2 separate regions of the Homo sapiens genome follow, and region 1 is linked to region 2. A link is an interaction called in ENCODE POLR2A ChIA-PET data of the cell type or tissue named here. Cell type or tissue: MCF 10A. All regions are shown on one strand. Each heading gives the region's core, and the rest is flanking DNA. Links, peaks and the distances in the headings are about the cores only.

Region 1 (5,384 bases), core at 236-5,235, 140 kb before region 2:
ATTTAGTTCTTCTATGGAACTGAGTGTTTGAAGCCATTCACCAACCTCTCTTCATTTCTACCCCTCACCTACACACCATTCCCAGCCTCTGGTAACCATCATTCTACTCTCTGCTTCTGTGAGATCAACTTTTTAAGCTCCCATTTATGAATGGTGGACGCAATATTTGTCTTTCTGTGCCTGGTTTATTTCACTTAACTAATGACCTCCAGTTCCATGTTGTGGCAAATGATGGGATTTCATTCTCATTTATGACTGAGTAGTACTCCATTGTGTATATACACCACATTTTCTTTATCCACTCATCCATTGATGGACACCTATATTGATTCCATATCTTTGCTATTGCAATGCCCACAGGCAGTTTTGAGCACATACCTGGTTCTCAGAGGCAGGGGAAGATACAAAGATGAGTGAGAAACCATTTCCACGTTAGATCAGTTCATAGTCTAATTGCAAAGATGAACATATAAGGAATAACCCAATAATAATATACAGTCATCCTTCAGTGTCTGTGGGGTGTCAGGTCCATGACTACACCAAATATCACCCTTGGGGTCAGGTTTCAGCCCATGCTGAGGTCCGGAGGGAGTGAGTCGATGAGTAGATAGCTGAAAGAACACTTGGGGGGCTGTAGGCAAGTGCAATGTGGTTTTATTCAGCAGCAGCTCTCATAAACAGCTTACTTATATTAGCTCTTTTACTTTGTCCTCTCATCAGCAGCTTTCCTACACTGTTCACCCTGTCTTGGCTGCTTAGTCCAGTGGCTCCCACCCACAACTGTGTGGCTGGCTCTCCCCTGCCTTCGGGTTCAGCAGCTTCACTCTTTCTCTCTCTGGGCACAAGCAAGCCGAGCTGTGTCCTGGCTCCCTCCTGTCCGTCTGCAAGATGGACAGCTTTGGCCCTCTTCCTTTCTCTGGGTGTGAGCATCTGTACAGTGTCAGCAGGACAATTATACTTTTTACAGGCAATAGTGGCTTAGAGTCAAATGATGAGCCTTCCCGTGTTATGGCTACATGGCTGTGATAGCAAGTGGAATTATGCACCTGCACTCTAAACTCGTGGAGTCATTCTGGATGTTTATCTCTGCCTATCCTTGACCAAAGTACAACCATGTTCCTTACAGGGGGATTGGTTCCAGGAACCTGTTTGGATGCCAAAATCCATGGATGCTCAAGTCCCTGATATAAAATGGCATGGTATTTGCATATAACCTAGAAACACCCTCCTGTGTACTTTAAATCATCTCTAGATTATTTAGAATAACTAATACATGTAAAGGCTAGGTAAACAGTTGTTGTATTGTTCAGTGAATAATGACAAGAAATAAAGGTCTGTACAAGTTCAATACAGAAGCAATCAAAAAATATTTTCTGTCTGTGGATGGTTGAATCCATAGATGCAGAACCCATGGATATGGAGGGCCAACTGTAATATGGGAGACAATTTTGCCTTGCTGTACCTGTATTGTAGTGACCCACTTTACCTGAAGACCTTAGGGGAGATCATTCTGGAGTCATGACAGCTGAGCTCAGTTAAGTGAATGTTTTCAAAATGAGGAAGGAGGAGGGCGTCTGGCCAAGGGCCATCTGCAAAACTTGGTGGTGCATTTGAGTAAGTTGTATACGGGGAATAGCATAGAGTTGTGTGGCTGGAGCCCAGTGCTTTTAGGAAAATGGGAAAGAGTGGGAAATGAGACAAGTGAAGTAGATTTTGCATCTGATGAGGAACTGCTCATATGTCTTGCTAAAGAATTTGGACTTCATCTAATGGACAGTGGGGGCTGCTGCTGGCTTTCAGCCCAGGAGTGCTATGGTGCTATATGCTTGAGGTCACACCGTTCTCCCCAGTCCCACGGCAGGTGGAGACCTTGAGGCCACACCGTTCTCCCCAGTCCCGCGGCAGGTGGAGACCTTGACTAGACAGCCTCCGCTTTGGCTCAGTGCTCTCTTTGTTCCATTCATCATCTGTAAAAAGGGCGTGATGTGTGAGGTTATTGAAAAGAATAAATACATGCTGCCTATAACCTACCTGAAAAACTCTAAGTGCGATGTAAAATGGTCATTGTTCTTAGTAAAGGAATTACAATGGCAATTGCCTAATTCCAAGCACGGCTGGATCCTAGCCCTTCCAGTTAGCCAATAACAGGGGCAGTGAGTTTGGACGAACAACTTTGTGCCCAGGTGCAAGTTTTCTGAATGTGTCAGACAGAGCACATAGAAAAATGAGGCCAAGTTGACTGTCGTTAAAGTTTGTCTTAAATATTTGATAATGCCCAGCCTGAGGGAATGTTTTCCTTCCCATTATTTATATATTACTTGCTTAAGATGTATTCCTATTCATTTCATAATTTCAGAGGCATCTCACTGTTGGGAAATTCTCAAATTCCAAAGCCTGTGAGCAGAGAAGGCAGCAGTTGATGGTACCCACAAGAGATCTTCAGGGGCCCCATTTGCTTCTTGAAATGCCAGGTTTAATCTTATGCCTAGAGGTTGGGTCTGTGGCCAGGGGAAGGGTCAGCTCTGGGCATGCATGCTGAGGAGGGCCGGCCCCACAGGAGTGAAATGAACAATGCCATCCTTCCCCAAGGAATTCTGCCCTAGGACCCAAAGGCAACAGATGCAGTGGCGTGCTGGTAAATGGTCACCAAATGTCTCCCAGCACGTGGTTCCCGTGTGAATGTTGGTTGATATTTTGTTTATTAATGTTTGTTAATGGTCATTGTTTTCATCATTAATTTTATATAAATTTTTTAGTTAATTGGTACTCTTGGTTTTTCTTAAAATTCTGTAGGCAGAATTTTCACAGATCATTGTATTTGAAGAGACCTCCACGAAGAATCAGCAGTTTTTACTGCAAGGTAGATTATTTAATAATTTCAGAGAAGGGTCTCATTATAAGGGACACAAGGCTGCCTTCCTCTCACTGGGCATCTCCCTAAATGCCTGGTGGCCCTCAGGAAGTCAGTGCATGTTCAAGTGTTCTTCAGTTAGCAAGTGAGATGAAGGTGAAACAATGAAGACACGATATGAACAGCCTCTTTGCAGAATTCAACAGTGGCTTTCAAATTCTGGAGGAATATCTCCTTAGCTATTTTGTGCTATTCACAATGTGATGTCCCCAGACAAGATACATTTTAAAATTCAGTCTCCAATCTATTATTTTAATAGCTTAATCTATTAACACTTTATCACTATCTTATGTCTAGACAATTGACAAAACAACAAACCAGGCCCTGATTTGTAGCATGTGACATTTTTCATGGTGTAAATGTTCCCATGCATGCACGGGTGATCTCAAGTGACTGTCCACAACCAGTGCACAGATTCTTGAAAATGTAACAGTTGGCTCTCCTGAGCCCACAGGAGCTGGTTGCAGACTACCACCCATGCAGGTAGAAATTAAAACTTTTTGAGAGCTAGTGACAGACAGGATCTTAGTTTCCATGATTTGAAAGAATCATGGACATTTGGAACAGCAGAGGAATACTGTGGGGAGCTGAGGGGAGGAAAATAACTGCATACACGATGGTGTTTAGCAGGAAAACCACCCCACTCTGTAAGGGATAATCAAATACATAACAATAGAAAAGAGAAAAGTGCAGAACTGCATAGACCTCAGAAGTAGCAAGATGCAGAGGGAGTCAGCCTGTTTAGGCTCTTTTTTAAAAATAAAATACTTGCTAAAGCTCTTCTCGGGCCATAGGTCCCAAGGTTTCCAGTATTTTTGACAGATGCTAATCCTTCTAATGCCCTGGGAGGCGCTGGCATCATTTATATGTTGAAGATGAGAAAATTGAGAAGGGTCTTGTGATTTGTGCTGAGGTTAAGGAGTCAAAGTCAGAGATGAGAAAAGATTTTATTATTTTAGGCTATTTGAGTCACTCTTTGTTAATGGAAACAAAACAAAACCCCACTTAGTAATCAAAGCACCACAGGCTTAGCGAAAAACGTTTAATTTGTGGGAACTCCCATTGGATATGTTGGTGAGCTAGGTAGGAACGCATTAAACCTGGTCAGGAATGAGGGGAGGAGAGCCTGGACCATGCTGGCTTGAGCTCCCTACCCTCAGTGGGGCAAGGGGAATACCTCCCAGGGTTTCCTGTTTCTTCCCCGTCATGTTGAAGTTCATCTGCCAATTTTTGAAGCCCTTCATAATCCAGGCCCATCACACTTCTTGGTGGGCACCAATGCTCAAAAAGCCCTGATGACTCTCCCACAGATAGGCTGGGCTCATCCCCTCTTGGCGCATACTACCAGCTAGTAAGGAAGAGAGCTCTGTCCACAGCGCATGCTAAGGGTGCCTGTGCAGTGTCCCATTTCATTCTCATACAAACAAATTGAGGTTGTTACTATCATTGTCCCACTTTATAGAGGAAATGGAGGCAGGGAGCCTCCACCCAGCTTACCTAAGCTCATGTAGTTAGTAAAACCTTTTACTAATAAGTAAACAAGCTTTTTACTAGCAAGCCTTTTAACACAGGACTAAATGTTCAAAATTAGGCTCACAATGCTGCATTCCATGTCCTGCAGTTCATGGAGTTCCTTTCCCCATTACTTTCCCTCTCAATCCAAGCCTGTCCCTCTTTTGGGCTCCCAAATGCTCAAGATCCTCATCAGTGTTCCATACAGCTACCTTCAGGAAAAGAGCTCCCATCCCATCTCTTCTGGGTTACTTGAGAAATTTGTCTATAGTGTGCAACTGTCATCCAAATGTGTCCTCTCTTGCCTGATATAGTATCCTATGCAGTGCTTCTCCAACAAAGCTATAAGCTCTTTAGGGAAAACAAGCATGTCTTCATTTCCCATAGCAGGGCTGTAGATAGACACTCAACACATACTCGGTGATGGATCGATTCAGGTCCAAGTCCAGCACCGTTTATTTACTTAGCATCTATAGCACCAGGCGTCAGACTGCGGATACAGAGATGAAAGACATTCCCTCTATCAAAGAACTTCAAATTCCAGTGGAGCAAGCCGATTAGCCAACAGTTACAATGCAATGTGATTAGCATGACCAAGGAAGGCCCAGATGAGGAGAGTCCTCTGGGAAGGGCTCGGTGAGAAGCTCACTTTTAAACCAGCCCAGCCTTTTGTTCTTTTTTTTCCAGAGACATGGTCTTGCTCTGTTGTCCAGGCTGAAGTGCAGTGGCATTATCATAGCTCACTGCAGCCTTGAACTCCTGGGCTCAAGTGATCCTCTTGCCTCAGCTTCCCAAGTAGCTGGGACAATAGGTGTGCACCACCACACCCAGCTAATTTTTAATTTTTTTTTTTTTTTTTTTGTAGAGACAGGGTTTCACTATGTTGCCCAGGCTAGTCTCGAACTTCTGGGCTCAAGCGATCCTCCCACCTTGGCCTCCCAAAGCTCTGGGGTTATAGGCA
Region 2 (5,384 bases), core at 131-5,130:
AACCACAGTAAAATATCATCTCACCCCAGTTAGGATAACAAAAAGACAAAAAGTAACAAATGCTGGTGAAGATGTAGAGAAAAAGGAAAACATTATGAGAAACAGTATGGAGGTCCCTTAAAAAGCTATAAATAGGACTACCAGATGATCCAGCAATCCCTCTACTGGGTATATGCCCAGTATGGATTTGGATTTCTTTTCAATCCAAGGGAAAGGAAATCAATATGTTGAGGAGACATTTGCACTTATGTGTTTATTGCAGCAGTATTCACAATAGCCAACACATGAAATCAACCTAAATGACTGTAACAGATGAATAAAGAAAATGTGGTACATGGTACATATATACAATGGAATACTATTCACCAAAAAACACAAATCCAGTCATTTATGCCAAAATGGATGAGCTTGGAGGACATTATGTTAAGTAAAATAGGGCAGACACAGAAAGACAAATACAGCATGTTCTCATTCATATGTGGAAGCTTAAAAATTTGAAAGTAGGCCGGGCACGGTGGCTCATGCCTGTAATCCCAGCACTTTGGGAGACCGAGGCAGGTGGATCACGAGTCAGGAGTTCGAGACCAGCCTGACCAATATGGGGAAACCCTGTCTCTACTAAAAATACAAAAATTAGCCGGGCATGGTGGCGTGTGCCTGTAATCCCAGCTACTCAGGAGGCGGAGGCAGGATAATTGCTTGAACCCGGGAGGCGGAGGTTGCAGTGAGCCAAGATCGCGCCACCACACTCCAGCCTGGTGACAGAGTAAGACTGTCTCAAAAAAAAAAAACACAACAAAAATGTCTAGGAGCAGAGAGTAGACTAGTGGTTACTGGAGGCTAGGACGGGTAGCAGCAGAGATTGGATAGGGAGAAGTTGGTTAATTAATACAAAATTACAGCTAGGGAGGAGGAATAAGTTCTAGTGTTCTGCAGCACTGTAGGGTAACTATAGTAAACAACCATTTATTGTATTTTTTCAAATAGCTAGAAGAGAGGATTTCGAATGTTACAAACACAAATAAATGATAAAGATTTGAGGTGACAAACTGCTAATTACCCTGATTTGATCATTATACATTGTATACATGTATCAAAATATCACATTGTACCCCCAAAATATGTACAATTATGATGTATCAATTAAAAATATAGACTTAAACATTCTTATATGTTAAATGAAAATAATTTAGGAACAGCTATACTCTAAAAGAAAGTGTTCTGATCATATTCTATAAGAACAAGAAAAAGGATGAGAATGTGAGGGAAAGTTGGTTTCTGTGATAACCTCAAGTCTAATTAGAAGCAGTAATACATTGAGGCAGTCACAGAATCGTCTGTTCTAGTGATACACCAAGAAAGAAGTATTAATAAGTATTTAATATGGGTGTTCTATAAATTATCCCTCTAAAGTTTTTGTACTCTTTTGAGCTTCTTGAATATGTGAATTTCTTTCTCAGCAAATTTGGAAAATATTTGGCCACGACTTTTCAAACATTCTTCTAGAACCCTAATCGCACGCACTGCATCTATTTGAGAGCTTTTGGTTTGGTTGCTGAGGCTTCTTCGCTCGCTTTCTTTTTATCCCTTTTTCTCTTTGCTCTTCAAATTGGTTAATTTCTATAGATTGAAGTCCAAGTTCACTGAATCTTTCTTTTGACCTCTGCACTCTCCCGTTATGCCCATTTAGTAAAATTTTCATTTTAGATATTGTATTTTCAGATCTAGAATTTCCATTTGGCTGTGCTTTCCTAGTTGTTCATTAATTACAAGTATAATTTCCTTTATGTCCCAGAGCTGAGCTTAAAAATCCTTATCTGTTCATTACAACATCTAGGTGATTCTGGGTCAATCTTCATTGAAACTCCCCTTCAGTTTCTTCGAATATCTGATTTTGGATCCTGTTCTGGATGTTGCAAATGATTTGCTGTAGAGGTTCTGAATTATGGTATATTTCTCTGCAGAGTATTGAATTTCCATTTTAGCAGACAGTTAACTAAACTGGACGGAAACTCCAAACACTGTCTCTCTAGTGTGGTGCCTTCCTCCAAGTGTGGACTCCCCTTACTTCTGCCTGCTTCTCTCCAGTGCCTCCAGATAGTTGTTTTTTAAAAATATTTTGACTAGTGTTTATAGCTGTTACTTCCAAGAGATTTAGTCTGATAGGAGCTGCTATTCTGCTACCAGAACCTGGAAGTCCTTTGCACTCTTTTGAACTATCAAATTTTAGTGATATTCCTACCTCAGGAATCTACTTCTAGGCATTATCGTTTATAAATTGTATCTTTTCTATGGCATGTTTTGATTGAGCTATCAAATCCACGTGCAATGTGCTATGATGGAAAATGCCTGCTGGGGGTGTCAGGAGACCTGCTTTCCCTAAACCTGCTGGCCTTGGACTGCCCACTCCCCCCTTATGGAGCCTGTTGTCTCACGCATGAAGTGTGCAGGCCTGACTGCTGACATTGCTGGAAAAAGCAAATCTCAGTAAAAGATCAGGGGGATGCTTTTATTCTGAAAAAGAAGCGTTTGATGAAATAGGAGTTTTTACATCTTGGTGGGAGATAGGCCGTCCTTGCCCCCCACCCACACCCTTACGTTTAATTTTTAAGCCCAAGTGATGAACTTCTAATTGTAGAAGCAGGTGTACATTTAGGGTTGAGGTGAGAACATTTCAGAGGCCAGGTAGGTCCTCTAGGTCTCTGTGAACATGCACGCACCCCCCTGCCCTAGACACATCTCTCATAAGTCTCAATCTAAGTCAACACTGAAAATAGATCTTAAGGCAAGAATTTTGTCCCTTCTGTATTCTAAATGTAAACTAAACTGTAAGTCCATGTGTAATTATTCTGGCCTGGAGGCTGCAGTGCTATATACACACTGCGGCACTGTGAACACTTCCCAAGTTTATTTAGTGCTGAGTGCTATGCCGTGCATGTCAGAGCTGAGAATAATCCTGTCTGTGGTCTCCACTCCTCTGGGGCATTCTTAGTGCTCTGTGACTAACATGCAGGACCTGTCATGTGAGCCCCAGGAAGGGCTGTTGAATCATGCCAATCTGAGAGGCCAACAACACGTCAATTAACTGGAAACATTAACTAGGAGCAGGGTGGGGGAGGGGAGAAACGTGAGTTGGGGAGAGAGAGACACACACACACGGACAGAGACGGGAGAGGAGAGAGAGATGAAGAGATAGAGAGGAGGAGAGGGAAGGGAGGATAGGCAGGAGAGAGCCAAAAAGATAGAGAGTGAAAGGAAGAGAGAGATAAGAGAGAAGGAAAGATGAGAGGGAGGAAGATGGAGAAAGTAGAAGAGCAGGAAACAACAGTTGGAGAGAGAGAAAGAAGGAGAGAGAGAAAGAGAGACACTGAGCCCTGGGGACAGAGGGAAGGACAGCTGGGCTGGAGGCAGGGGGCCTGGGAGCCTGGTCAAGTCAGTCCATGAGGCTGCTCTGAGACGTCACTGGGGGCAGGGAGAGAGTTATCCAGAACTTTAGTACAGTCTTCTTTCTAGAAAACAGTGCTACCAGAAAGGGCTTATGTCCAGATCTGAGGTGCACTTACTTGTTCCCGAAGATCCAAATCTAAGTTGCTTTTAGATTCTACTCTGTGCTTCCACGGAGTCTACTCTAACGACCTTGGCCAGGTCTCTGGCCTCCATCAAGGAACGACCAGAATTCCTGGGTCTGGCCACAGGTTTTGGCCCCGCCTCAGAGGGTTGGGTGAGGGGGCTTAGCAGGTGTAGGAGAGCTTGCTCTGGGCAGTAGCTGTGGGCCTTACTTCTGTATTTGCCGCAGTATCTGATTTGCCCTGTAGAGCATTTATGTCACTAGGTTTTTACAAAAGTTGCTTTTTGACTTATTGCCTTAGTGACGAGTTGTCAGGTTTTTCTCTGTTTAAGTGGCTACAGCTGAATAGCTCAGGCCAAACTTAAAGCTCACACTTGAGACTTGACGTGCTCAGCTCCTGCTAAAGAGGCTCCAGGGCAGCGCCTGCCTTTCCGGGAAGCTCCCCTGAGGGTCACCGAGGCTGCAGAGAACACCCGGTGATGACTGCATGGATCTCCTTCATCTGCTGGGATTCAAGCTGTGTTGCTGGTGAGGCAAAGGGCCCCTTCTCTCCAGGTTCTAGCACAGCCTCACCACCAGGAGCTCCTTCCAGAAACGATGGTGCTGGCAGCTCTGACTAAACAGTTAGGCCAATAGGGAACTAGAGGAGCTGGGTTCAAACCTCTTTTCCAGTATCTTGTTGGGCTGAGAGCCCTTGGAGGAAGGGTTTCAGTGTGAGTCTGGAGAAAAACAGATCCAAACTCAGCGTCATAAAAACATGCGGTTGGAACACCTGTCCTTCATCTGGCTTCAGGAGAGGGCTACAGGCTTGAAGATGCTTCTCCACAACTCCGGAGAAAGCAGCATTTGCCCTTTGTTTCTTTGGGAGCTGCCAGGGCATGTCTTACAAGAAATCCCTACTTCCACCCCTACTTCCACAGCTGACCCACCACATATGATGTGTGTGTCAAAGATGACCGTCAATAGTTAGGACGTCAGCTGAGCCTGTGGCCTCCATCGGGTGGGAGGTGGTCCTGGTGAAAAACAATAGTCAAATGGCCTCAACCATTCCCTCTCTCCTCGGGAAAGCTGTGATGATGGTGGAGTAAAGGGGAGATGCCTTTCCAGGCCCCATGCAGTTGGTGTTTCTGTTCTTCATGTCGCCAGCTGCATTTCCATTTTGGAAAGGCTGGGCTCCTCAGGTCACTCCTAGGTTCCCATGTTTCAGTGAATTCCGGGACGTGAACACTCAATGCTGAAGGCAATCTGTGCGTGCCATTCTCTGGCATTTTTTTTGTTATTTTATTATTATATATATTTTTGGAGGCAAGGCCTTGCTCTGTTGTGCAGGCTGGAGTGCAGTGTGATCAGGGCTCACCACAGCCTTGAACTCCTGGGCTCAAGAGATCCTCCCACCTTAGCCTCTCAAGTAGCTGGAACCACAGGCATGTACCACCACACTTGGCTAATTTTTTCTTTTAATTTTGTTTTTGTAGAGACAGGGTCTCACTATATTGCCCAGGATGGTCTTGAACTCCTGAGCTCAAGCAATCCTCCTGCCTTGACCTCACAAGGTGCTGGGATTACAGGCGTGAGACTCTGTACCTGGCCAGGAATCCTATTATGAAATAAAAAATTGAGAAAAGAAGAAGGAAACTGGGCGTCTCGGCCAGGACTGTGAGCTTCAGGAGCCAGGGGTGCACCTAAAGTGGCATCTTCATATCCTCTCTGGAGGCTGAGCTCAAGGCCTCCAAGGGGGCAAAGGCCCCAGGGTGCTCATCAATCAAAACATCAGTTGTGTGTTGGGATAGACCTTCTAGAATGTCAAGGAGTAATT

The links. Peaks named below come from ENCODE experiments on the same cell type or tissue, not always from the same donor. Only the 100,000 strongest peaks of a DNase experiment are listed, where the experiment ranks them.
Region 1: POLR2A ChIA-PET joins it to region 2 with 5 read pairs; 1 of 35 experiments calls an interaction of 5 or more read pairs at or near these places.

The regions. Positions count from the first base shown.
Region 1 is chr6:1,268,083-1,273,466 of GRCh38, reverse strand. No RefSeq gene overlaps it. Among named protein-coding and RNA genes, the nearest start is that of FOXQ1, 41 kb to the left of the region's middle. In MCF 10A, for the core only: no CTCF peak of the experiment used is centred there; a DNase peak (open chromatin) is centred at 2,226.
Region 2 is chr6:1,129,533-1,134,916 of GRCh38, reverse strand. No RefSeq gene overlaps it. Among named protein-coding and RNA genes, the nearest start is that of LINC01622, 31 kb to the right of the region's middle. In MCF 10A, for the core only: no CTCF peak of the experiment used is centred there; a DNase peak (open chromatin) is centred at 3,046.